Regions from separate parts of the Homo sapiens genome. Here regions 1 and 2 are each linked to region 3. A link is a contact called in ENCODE Hi-C or POLR2A ChIA-PET data. All regions are on one chromosome and are shown on one strand. Each heading gives the region's core, a stretch centred on a gene start or an enhancer-like site at or near the end of the contact. The rest is flanking DNA. Distances are from core to core; before and after follow the strand shown. Region 1 holds the start of CDK2 (cyclin dependent kinase 2). Region 2 overlaps RBMS2 (RNA binding motif single stranded interacting protein 2). Region 3 holds the start of PAN2 (poly(A) specific ribonuclease subunit PAN2).

Region 1 (3,803 bases), core at 1,076-3,575, 370 kb after region 3:
CAGCCTCCCAAAGTATTGGTATTACAGGTGTGGGCCCAGTTAGCAACACAGTATGAATTCCATGCATACCCTAAGACTCTTTAGGATGTCAAGAGATTATTTCTACCTAGTAAGAAACTGTTAGCCAGATATTTTTAGTAACTTTGTGAATACCCTAGTTAACACCTCTTGGGAAGCTCAGAGAAAAAAGACATAAAGGGACTCACCTCATGGGTGTAAGTACGAACAGGGACTCCAAAAGCTCTGGCTAGTCCAAAGTCTGCTAGCTTGATGGCCCCCTCTGTGTTAATAAGCAGATTCTGAGGTTTAAGGTCTCGGTGGAGGACCCGATGAGAATGGCAGAAAGCTAGGCCCTGGAGCAGCTGGAACAGATAGCTCTGACAAAGGAGAAAGAGAGGACTGTGTTTCTCCATTACAGTGAGCAGACTGGGTTTGCTCTGTGCCCCTAAAACTCTACTAAAGCCTTTATTATGTTGGATTATAGTTACATATTTACAAGCTATTTCTCCCAATGGACTGTCAGCCCAGAGAGGATAAGGACCAAGTCTTACTCAATTTTCCATCCCTTTTCTACATCCTGTGCATTGAAAAAATGTTTGTTAATAGATTGAAAGTAGCTCTGGGAGTGAAGAATCCAGCCCTAAAATAGACAATAGGGACTCACTAGCTAGGTCTTCCACCAAATGGAAGGGCTTTTTGGAGGAATTTACCAAGTGCTCTCAAATCCCGTTTATCTGAGTTTCATCTGACCTCCCACCTGAGTTGCTAGGTTGACTCACTAGAGTTTCAACTTTGATTGTTCAGTCCAACCCTAGGGTTAATGAATATAATGAGCAGGGAAGGAGACACAAAAAGAAGGGGAGTGTGTGTGTATAGGAGATGAGGGCTCAGAAGGAGGCCAAAATCATAAAATATCACCCTGAATTGCCTGCCACCAGTCCCCCAAGACATGCCCATGATGAGAGGAGCTGATGAGAAGCATTACCTTGATGAGGGGAAGAGGAATGCCAGTGAGAGCAGAGGCATCCATGAATTTCTTGAGATCTTGGTGCAGAAATTCAAAAACCAGGTAGAGTTTATTTTCTGTGTGAATGACATCCAGCAGCCTAGAGAAGGAAAGTTTGAGGAAATGGAGGTGTGTGAGAGAGAGAAATGCCCACACTGTACAGACAGAACTTATCCTCCTTTCCAGCTGGATCACCTCTCAGACGCATACTTACTTGACAATATTAGGATGGTTAAGCTCCTTAAGCAGAGAGATCTCTCGGATGGCAGTACTGGGCACACCCTCAGTCTCACTTGGAGAGGTTGGGAAAGCAGAGATGGGAATATGGTTACAAATATTCCTTTCCCCCCCACCTAGTCATTTCTTTCCCCCAAGGAGACACCACCCAGCACCCCCTAGGAAAGTGAGAGAAGAGAAAGGGTGATGGTAAGAGCTAATTCTTGGGTAGTCAGGGTGTGGTTTTTGGATATATTAAGGCCATTATCTCCTCTTTTCCCAGGGGTAGGTAAGTAAAGCCGCCTGGTGAAGGTGAAGCAGGGAGACTGTAATGGAGGGGAAAAAATGCAGGAGTAGCCCCCAGCCTCCCCAGAGGGGCCAGTGAGGTTCAACTGCCATTCTTTGGAAAGAGGAGAGAATTCTAAGGTGAGGGTGGGGCAGTGAAGAGGGCTCTTCATTCAGAAAGGCGATTCTCGCCGGTTCCCACATAACTCCACTCCATGGAGAGTCTTGGACCTCATCTCAGAGACCTCCTTTCTCTCCCCGAGTCTGTAGTCGCACATTTGGGGGCACGATCCGGCTCAGTTTGGGAAGAAAGTTTTCCATGGATTCCACACCACCCTATACTCTCCCCAGGGAGTATAAGTATACTCTTCACCTTCTACTGGCCCCCAACCCACCTCTCCACTTCTAAAGAAGTCCCTCCCTGCTCTCTTCCGGTCCCTGGACGGCTACCCGCCCGTGGGGGGTTGGGGGGGACAATCAAGGAGGTCCCCAGTTAGGAGTCCCGGGTACAGAGGCCACTCACGTGTCCAGGCGGATTTTCTTAAGCGCCACCACCTCTCCCGTCAACTTGTTTCTGGCTTTGTACACAACTCCGTACGTGCCCTCTCCGATCTTTTCCACCTTTTGGAAGTTCTCCATGAAGCGCCAGCGAGTCGGGTCAGCCCGGCCCTGGAGCGGGGGCCTGGGAACCCTGCAGAAGGCGGACCCTGGCTCTCGGGGGCCGAGGAGGGGGAAACAGGGCCCAGTACCGTGGCCCCGGGTCGGGATGGAACGCAGTATACCTCTCGCTCTTGTCAATTTGGCCAACTTGAAACAATGTTGCCGCCTCCCACCGAGTTCCCGACCGCCACCAGAGGCCCCGCCCCTGCTTCCCGCGTTTCCCTGGCTCCGCCCCCAGGCCTTTCTATTGGTCAACGTCAGAGCCGGGGGGCGAGCCCAGCGCTCCTCCCCGCAAATGATCCCGCCCCAGGCAAGTTTGGTTCTTGGGGGCTAGACAAGTTTCTTCCCCGGTGGGGCGGCTGAACACTCTTCCCAAGTACCTGCTTTGGGTCCAAGTTTCCTACCTATGTCTCTAGTCTGTAGGGATTTCTTGATTTCTAACTCACTATTTTCACCAATCCTGGGGAAAATATGTATCGACCTAAGGTTAAATTCCACCTGGCCCAGGAGCCTCCTTTGGAAACCAGGAAGCCGGGAATCTCGTTGCAAAGGAATCCTGGGCCTCAGAGGAGTCGTTGCCTCTGCCTCATAGCATACCCCGACACTGTCTCTGTTTTGGGATGCAGGGTTCTGTTTCTGTCTTTTTGAGAAGTTCCTGGTTTAATTCACTCTCCCATGATAAACTGTTGTGTCTGGTATGTGTTACGCAGCTGCCTTTCAGTTAGCTCTTGCCCGGGAGTGCATCAAGATGAGAGTGACCCAGTGAAACCAGAAACTGTCATTGAGTAGCAGGATGGGAAAGCAATGTCTAGGGACCAGGATCCCTTTGTCAGTTTTTCCTTTTTCCTCTCCTCCGGCCCCTCCCAGGCCTTCTCTGAGGGAGAAGAGGAAGGGCTATGCAAATGAGCACCCTTTTCTTATATAGGGGCCTATCCCAGTCCCCCCAGTGCCTTTGGTTGCTGGAGGGAAGAACACAATGGATCTGGTGCTAAAAAGATGCCTTCTTCATTTGGCTGTGATAGGTGCTTTGCTGGCTGTGGGGGCTACAAAAGGTATGTGTGGATATGTGGACATGAGCAGGTGTGAACTTGGGGATGAATTCCCCCTGCTCTGGTTTCTGTCCTCCTAATGGGAGATAGCGGCAATATTTCAGGCGTCTCCCACTCATTTGATTTAGTGAGGATGTGGGCACCTGGGCTCCCTCCCTACATGGAGATTTGGGATTTTGCCTGAAAATAATCTCATATGCTTGGAGGGGCAGAAGGATAGAAGGTCTCTGTGGCACTGATTCTGAGGCTTCCTTGGCAGTGAGCTGGAGCACGGGCTCCAAAGGGGTGAAATGTGCAGGAGACTCTTTTAGGAAACGTCTCTTGGGGTAGGAGATTTAAAGTGGGGAGTCAGAGAATGTGGTATTGGGTAAGAACACTAAGGAGATACAATCCTCTCCTCTTGGGATGGGTACGGGTGAACACAGCCCAGACCTTTTGTTCTGGGGCTGGAGAGATAGGCAGAGGGGTCTCAGCTGAGCATCACATGAAAGGGCTCTGGGGGATTGGGCCTCGTGACAGGAGCAAGGGGCGGGGGTGGGGTGGTGAGAGGGTCTGGAATGTCCCGTGCTGCTCTGAGGAGAGTTGGA
Region 2 (3,546 bases), core at 992-3,491, 260 kb before region 3:
TTGTGTTCCTCTCCCAGCTCCATCTCTTTCCCTAGGGACCAGGCACTCATATGGCGGGGTGGGGTCCTAGCCTCAGTTTGAAGAAGTGGGGGCTGGAGCGGGGTTGGGGGTGGTAGGGATAGGGCATGATCAAAGGGGCCATTTCTTGCTTTTCTTTCCTCATCTTCACTGCCCCCTTGAGCTAGGTGGATTTTCTCTTCATGACAAGAGTATTTGGTAGGGAAAGCAGGTTTAAAATAAAAAGACAACCCACCCCCTGCCCTTTTGCTTCCCTCCCATCAGTCTGGTTGACAGGAAGAAACCACACCATCAACACCAACAAGTTTCTGTGTTCCTTTTACAGCAAAAGGGACTTTTTATATAACCAAATGTGGTGTTTTAGTGACTTTTTGATAATGTACAGTTTTTTGTGAATTTAAATTTATTTCTTTCTATATTTTTAGGACCAATCTCATTTTTAATAAGGTTAAAAAGAAAAAAAAAGTCTAGCGAAAAAACTCCTGTTTTTGCCATGTGATGTTCCACAAGTGCAGCTGTAGAAAAGTGCTTGTCAGTTGTTGAATAAAAAAAACCACATTTGATAGAGATTCAAAAGACTCTGTGTATTCATCTTCCCTTCTACACACCTGAGGGGGAGACGGCGTTGGGATAGGTATGACTGGCTTAAGAGACCACAGGCAAGGGAACAACAGGGGCTCCTGTTCCATACCCTCTGTGTGGATGGAAAGGGTCATTAGTGCTCCTGCCTAAATGTCTGGCTGAGTTGCTGGAGCAAAGGGGGATTCAGTGCATCCAGGTCCTGCCTTGTGAGATGTGGCCCCAGCTTCCTAAGCTGCCACCTCTGTGTTCCTGTCATAGCAAATATGGGACCATCACCAGCTTACCACTTCCCACTCACGGATAAGACACCAAGACGTAGACTTTTGTGTTTTATTTAAAAAAAAAAAAGTGTGAAGTAAGACAAAATGGACCTCTACCAAGTTGTAGGGAAGGACAAGGAAAAGACCAGGGGTAGAAAAGGAGTGTAAGTTTTAGAATGGTGGCATTGGCATAGATGTGGGAAGAGTATAAAACTAGAAGAAGTCTCCAGATAAAAATATGCAAAATATGTCTGTTTAAGTATAAACATTTTCTGTCCACATGCAAAGAGGTGTTTACCCACCCAAAAAGGGTATATGTTGGAGTGGGGACTTCACTCGCGCTGGATATGTATTACCCTCCAGCCTGGAAACTTTGTCTTGGTGCAACCCCCTAAACTGTATGTTAAGGTAGAAAAGGAACATTCGCTTCCAGCCTTATAAAAATGACAGACTCCCTCTTTGGTGTTTGGTTACCTTCACAGCTATACGCCAGCCACTGAGCAGCTTTCTTGTCCTCTTAAGTTCTAAACTCTGCTCCTATGCTGGTGTCCTCCAACCATTACTTATTACCCTAAGCCGTCACTGCACAGCCTACTCCCCTGGCCTATCACAGCAGGACCTATCTGGAGAGTTCACACTATTCTAGGGCGATCAGTGAGCTAAAAATCCCAGAGAAAACACTGTAGGAATAGAAATTCCCAAGTTTAATTCCCAAGAGTTTAAAAATTATGAGCCTTTTCTAGCCCCCACCTTCCCAACCCTCAGAGAAGGACAGTAAAGAAATCAGTGAATCCAGGTATTTACCTGTTGTTGAATTGTGAGGTTGTGAGGTAGACGTGTAACAAGGACAAGGAAGTTTGGGGATCTGCTTGGAGAATGAAGGTTTATTCAAAACAAGTGGACAGGTCAGGGGTAACGGGTGATGAGGGCACCTGGCTTTTGTAATCATGTGGGGACTGTCCCCTGGGAGGTGCAGCAAAAATCAGAACGGAGACAGAAGCTCACAGTCTGGTTTTAGCTGCCAACTCCTATGGAAGTCCATAGCTGACTCCTATGGAAGGCCTACCAAATGAGGAAATTTCAGGAATTTGCTAATGCGTGGGAGGATTGAAAATGTAGGCAGCACAGAAATAGAGTAGTTGGTTTAAACGGGAATCAGGAAGGATTGGTATAACAAGGCACAAGATTTGGAATTTACCCTTTACAGACTGGCTTTTATAACACCCACCCTCGTCTCTGAAGCCTGCTGATTCAGGGCTAGCAGAGCCTAGGGGCAAGTTTGGGCCAGATCACCCACCCAGTTTATTGCCCTTGGCTAAGAATGCAAAGCCCCTCATGAGCGCAATGCTGCCACTTGCCCAGAAGGTGGGGCATGTGCACAAGGCAGCAGCAATAGTTCTTTTCTAGAAGACTAATAGCCACTGCTACTAGGGATTCCTAGGACATTCCAGCAAGGCCTCTCACAGCATCATATGACGCAAAGTAACAGCCCACGGGTTGACATTGGAGTGACAGGCCTCAACTCCCAATGGGTTGACATTGGAGTGACAGGAGTAGGCACTGGAGGCACTAAGGGAGGGTGAGTGAGCTGATTGTCAAGTTAGGAAAGGAAAACGAATGGAGTGGAGCTGAAGTGGCCCAACCCAGCGCATGGCCTGTGAAGCAGCAAAGTCTGGTCTTCATCTTCAATATGAGTAATGTCCTCTTACCACTCCTTATCTGTTACTGACAAGGTCTATTACCCTTTAGAGCCACCAGGCTTCCTGGCCTGGGCAACTCTACAAATTCTTTAGTTAAAAACACTACAAAGGGCCGGGTGCAGTGGCTCACGCCTGTAATCCCAGCACTTTGGGAGGCCAAGGCAGGTGGATCATTTGAGCCCAGGAGTTCAACACCAGCCTGGGCAATGTGGCAAAACCCTGTCTCTACTAAAAATACAAAAATTAGCCAGGCATGGTGGCAGGCACCTGTAATCCCAGCTACTCAGGAGGCTGAGGCAGGAGAACTGCTTGAACCCAGGAGATGGAGGTTTCAGTGAGCCAAGATCACGCCACTGCACTCCAGCCTGGGCGACAGAGCGAGACTCCGTCTCAAAGAAAAAATAAAAATAAAAAAACTGAAAAGGCCAGGTGTGGTGGCTCATGCCTATAATCCCAGCACTTTGGGAGGCCGAGGTGGGTGGATCATTTGAGCCCAGGAGTTCGAGACGAGGCTGGGCAACATGGCGAAAACCTGTCTCTATTAAAAATACAAAAATTAGCTGTTTGGAGGTCAGGAGTTGGACACTAGCCTGGCCAACGTGGTAAAACCCCATCTCTACTAAAAATAAAAAAATTAGCCAGGCATGGTGGCACAAGCCCATAGTCCCAGCTACTTGGTGGCCGGGGAAGGGGTGGCTGAGGCAAGAGGATCACCTGAGCCTTGGGAGGTCGAGGCTGCAGTGAGCCATTATGGTGCCACTGCACTCCAGCCTGGGCCACAGAGTGAGACCCTGTCTCAAAAAAACAAAACAACAAAACCAAAAAACCAAAAACATTAAAAACAACATCTCATCCAAGCATGGAGGCTCACACCTGTAATCATAGCACTTTGGGAGGCTGAGGTGGGAGGCTCACTTGACAGGAGTTCAAGACCAGTCTGGGCAACATAGTAAGACCCCTGTCTCTACAAAAACTTAAAATAACGA
Region 3 (3,496 bases), core at 703-3,202:
CGCCAGGTATGGTGGCTCATGCCTGTAATCCCAGAACTTTGGGGGGCCGAGGCAGGAGGATCGCTTGAGCTTAAGAGTTCAAGACCAGCCTGGGTAACGTGGCAAAACCCCACCTCTACAGGAAAAAAAAAATTATCTGGGTTTGGTGGCCAGTGCCTGTAGTTACAGCTAGTTGGGAGGCTGAAGTGGGAGGATCGCTTGAGCCCAGGAGGTTGAGGCTACAGTGAGTGAGAGGGCCAATGCGCTTAAGCATGGGCAACAGAGTGAGATCCTGTCTCAAAAAAAAAAAAAAAAAAAGGCTGGGCGCGGTGGCTCACACCTGTAATCCCAGAACTTTGGGAGGCCGAGGCAGGCAGATCACCATCTAATATTACTGTATTAGAAACAGTAATTACAGCTGAGCTAAATAATCTATGTCATGGATGCTCTTGTGTCTCCTCACAGTATCCTTTTTTCTTTTCTTTTTTTTTTTCTTTTTTTTGAGACGGAGTTTCGCTCTTACTGACCAGGCTGGAGTGCAATGGTGCCATCTCGGCTCACTGCAACCTCCGCCTCCCAGGTTCAAATGATTCTCCTGCCTCAGCCTCCCAAGTAGCTGGGATTACAGGCTCCCGTCACCAGGCCCGGCTAATTTTGTATTTTTAGTGGAGACGGGGTTTCTCCATATTGGTCAGGTTGGTCTCGAACTCCCGACCTCAGGTGATCCGCCCACCTCGGCCTCCCAAAGTGCTGGGATTACAGGCGTGAGCCACTGCGCCCGGCAGACATGGATTATTTAGCCCAGGTTATTAGGGATCTGTAACTCTCATGGGTCTGTTAAGTCTTTCTCAATTTGAGACCTCAAGATGGAGATTTCTTAAAGTGTAGGAACTGTCTATGTCTCTCAGCATCCACCTTTTTCGGAGATTCTATATCTAATGACCTGCGAAGTCAGATCAAATCAGTTTGAGAGACCATCTGTGTTTTTCTCTTGGTCTAGGCTCTAGGTAGGATCTCTGACTGGGTATAGGACCCCACCCCTCTGAGTCCTAGAAATTTAAATTCTTGGTTCCTTTAATGAAGGTCTATTTACCAGCCTTTATTGAGAGAAATGTTATAGAATTGAATCCTCCATGAGGAATGTCTCCCATCAGAGTCCCTTTATGTGGCCTTTAGAAACAGTAATAACAGCTGAGCTAAAGTGCTCTGAGACATCTCACAACCTAGACCCATTTCAAAGTAATTAGAGTTCACAGGACCCACGAATCCTTCAGAATAACAAGTCCCAATTTGCCATGCTCATCCCCCTCTGAGGGATAACGTCCAGCCAGCCTCAAGAGCTAGGGGAATTTGATAACCAGGGGCATCTTGTTACCCGGGAATGTTACCGGGGTCTCTGGGGAGGGAACAATCACGGATGGGAGTTTCAGATGGATGCCTGTAGAAGATGCAGCCACTTGGACTGTGTCAGGAGTCCGGCTCCCGCTTCCTTTTTTTTCTCTCCCATATCTGGAAATAATAGGAAATGCCAGCGAGTTTTGGGGGCAACAGGGTCAGAGGTGGCGGAGTGGCTCACTAGGGCACCGCAGGAAGAGGAGGTAGACTAAGCCCCGCTGGGAATACCCAACAGCGACTCCTAGTGCTTTGCCTTGTGTGTCCCTTATTTTAGAGTTCCTAAAGTTATAGAAAGCATAAAAGTTTGGTTTTCAAACCTAGACGTAATTTTGTTCAAGAAGACTAAAAACAGAGTTACTTTCTAACGCCACCCAACAAGTCCGGCGTCTGGCTGCGTTTGTCCCACCGGCGCCCCGTAACCTCTTTTTCCGGCGCGTGCGTCACACGCTCTCTCCTGGGGTCGCCGTACCTGGCTCCTTCTGATTGGCTTAGATGCGCCCGGAGCCCTTCTGATTGGCTAAAATATGCCCCGAGCCCTTCTTGATTGGAAGAAGCGCCTCGGACCCCGGTCCTTGGCGCCGTAGTGGTTAGGTTGAGCCCTAGGCGTGGGGGAGAACTGGGGAAACTGGAATTTCCCGCGGAGCTGACAGCGCTTGCGCTCCCCCTACTCGTTCTAATTCCACGCGCTCCAAAATATCCGCCATGGAGAAATCTTGGTAATGACCCATTCCCCGTAAGCATCCCAGGAACACATCTGACCCTTGCCCTATCCCCCTCCTCACCGCTGCCGTGGGAGAATTCTAGATAACCGATTTTTCTGGTTCCCCCAGAGAATTCTGGGTAACTAGCCGTTTCCGTCACCTTCCCCTGCCCCCGCCCCAATTGTGGGTAACTGGCCATTATTGTTTTCCTCTAGAGAATCCTGGGTAGCTATTGGAGAGGATTCTAGGAAACTGACTTCTCGTTCTCCCCACCGTCCAATCCACCCGTTTTCACCCCCAATTCTGGGAGAAAGCACCTTAAATCCCTCTACCTAACTCCAACCCCCGCAATTCTCGCTCCCTTCACCTGATGATTCAGGGCTGAACAAGGCAAGTGAGCAGTCCGAAGTGAGAAGAAAGGGAAGTCAAGGATTAGGTTAGATAATGGGGTGGTGGAGAGTACAGAGGGCCTAGCGGAGGAGGGATAGGGACAACAGTTCTACCACCTCCACCCCCACTGCCCATCCCTCCCCCGCCTGCTTCATCCTTTGGCTGGCAGTCTCATCCCTCATGCCTGCCTCATCTCCCTCCTGCCCCCATAACCTAGAAGACCCTAAGTACCAGTACCTGGGCCTACCCTTGACTCAGCTACCTCTTTCCCCTTACAGGCCAGGATGTCCATTCTAGGCCCATCGGTGCTGTCTTGCTGAAGGTTGGGTCAGGCATCTAAAGGGACTGTGGTAAGGGAGGGTGTGACACAGGTGTAAGCTGCCATCGTCATCATGAACTTTGAGGGTCTGGACCCTGGACTGGCAGAATATGCCCCAGCCATGCATTCTGCCCTGGACCCTGTCTTGGATGCCCACCTGAACCCAAGTCTGCTACAGAATGTGGAGCTGGACCCAGAGGGAGTGGCCTTGGAGGCTCTTCCCGTCCAGGAATCAGTGCACATAATGGAAGGTGTCTACTCTGAATTGCACAGCGTGGTGGCTGAAGTGGGTGTACCTGTTTCCGTCTCCCACTTTGACTTGCACGAGGAGATGCTGTGGGTGGGGAGCCACGGGGTAAGAACTGTACCCCTTTGTGAGGGTTGAAAGATGTTGAAGGTCTTTATCTGGTCTTAACCCAAGGAAGCTGCTTTGCAGATAGCCAGTACCGAGGAGTTGTAGTGATGAGACAGCTGGGTCTGGTTGGAGGGATAAAGGGAGAATCTAGGATCTAGGAGTAAATGACATATTCTTTCTCAGGAGGCATCCCTTTTTTTTTTTTTTTTTTTCGAGACAGGGTCTTGCTCTGTCGCCTAGGCCAGAGTGCAATGGCGTAATGTGATCATGGCTCACTGCAGCCTCAATCTCCTGGGCTCACACAATCCTCCCACTTTAGCATCTCAAGTAGCTGGGACTACAGGCATGCGCAACCAA

What was found. Hi-C counts contacts between places; a loop is a spot of excess contacts on that map. ChIA-PET counts read pairs that join two places held with the same protein, here RNA polymerase II (POLR2A). Pooled maps may share reads with other maps.
Region 1: a loop to region 3 is called in a pooled map, with 4 times the contacts of the local background. The contact joins the promoter of CDK2 here to the promoter of PAN2 in region 3. A Hi-C loop is called at or near these places in 2 of 37 single-sample maps with no recorded cell type and 6 of 50 pooled maps. POLR2A ChIA-PET finds 5 or more read pairs at or near these places in 6 of 52 experiments (AG04449, CD4-positive, alpha-beta memory T cell, CD8-positive, alpha-beta memory T cell and 3 more).
Region 2: a map of heart right ventricle shows a loop between it and region 3 (2.5-fold over the local background). The contact joins the enhancer-like site here to the promoter of PAN2 in region 3. A Hi-C loop is called at or near these places in 1 of 168 maps with a recorded cell type or tissue (heart right ventricle) and 2 of 50 pooled maps.

Annotation. Positions count from the first base shown.
Region 1 is chr12:55,965,352-55,969,154 of GRCh38, reverse strand. It overlaps CDK2 (cyclin dependent kinase 2), which reads right to left and starts at 2,325. Exons shown (of 7, transcript NM_001798.5): 1 at 2,031-2,325; 2 at 1,221-1,298; 3 at 986-1,106; 4 at 207-377. The coding sequence starts at 2,146. PMEL (premelanosome protein) reads left to right here and starts at 3,113. Exons shown (of 11, transcript NM_001384361.1): 1 at 3,113-3,219. The coding sequence starts at 3,144. RefSeq lists an enhancer at 2,555-2,634.
Region 2 is chr12:56,592,971-56,596,516 of GRCh38, reverse strand. RBMS2 (RNA binding motif single stranded interacting protein 2) reads right to left here. Exons shown (of 14, transcript NM_002898.4): 14 at 324-3,546. BAZ2A (bromodomain adjacent to zinc finger domain 2A) reads left to right here. Exons shown (of 29, transcript NM_001300905.2): 29 at 1-921. Among named protein-coding and RNA genes, the nearest start is that of BAZ2A, 36 kb to the left of the region's middle. Within about 2 kb of position 2,241, at least 20 of the 41 ENCODE cell types and tissues checked have a DNase peak (open chromatin) inside an H3K27ac peak, as active enhancers do; they include heart right ventricle, where a contact is called at or near this core.
Region 3 is chr12:56,332,456-56,335,951 of GRCh38, reverse strand. PAN2 (poly(A) specific ribonuclease subunit PAN2) reads left to right here and starts at 1,952. Exons shown (of 26, transcript NM_014871.6): 1 at 1,952-2,090; 2 at 2,744-3,139. The coding sequence starts at 2,858. RefSeq lists enhancers at 1,515-1,684, 1,602-1,821, 1,947-2,116 and cis regulatory regions at 2,031, 2,016-2,047.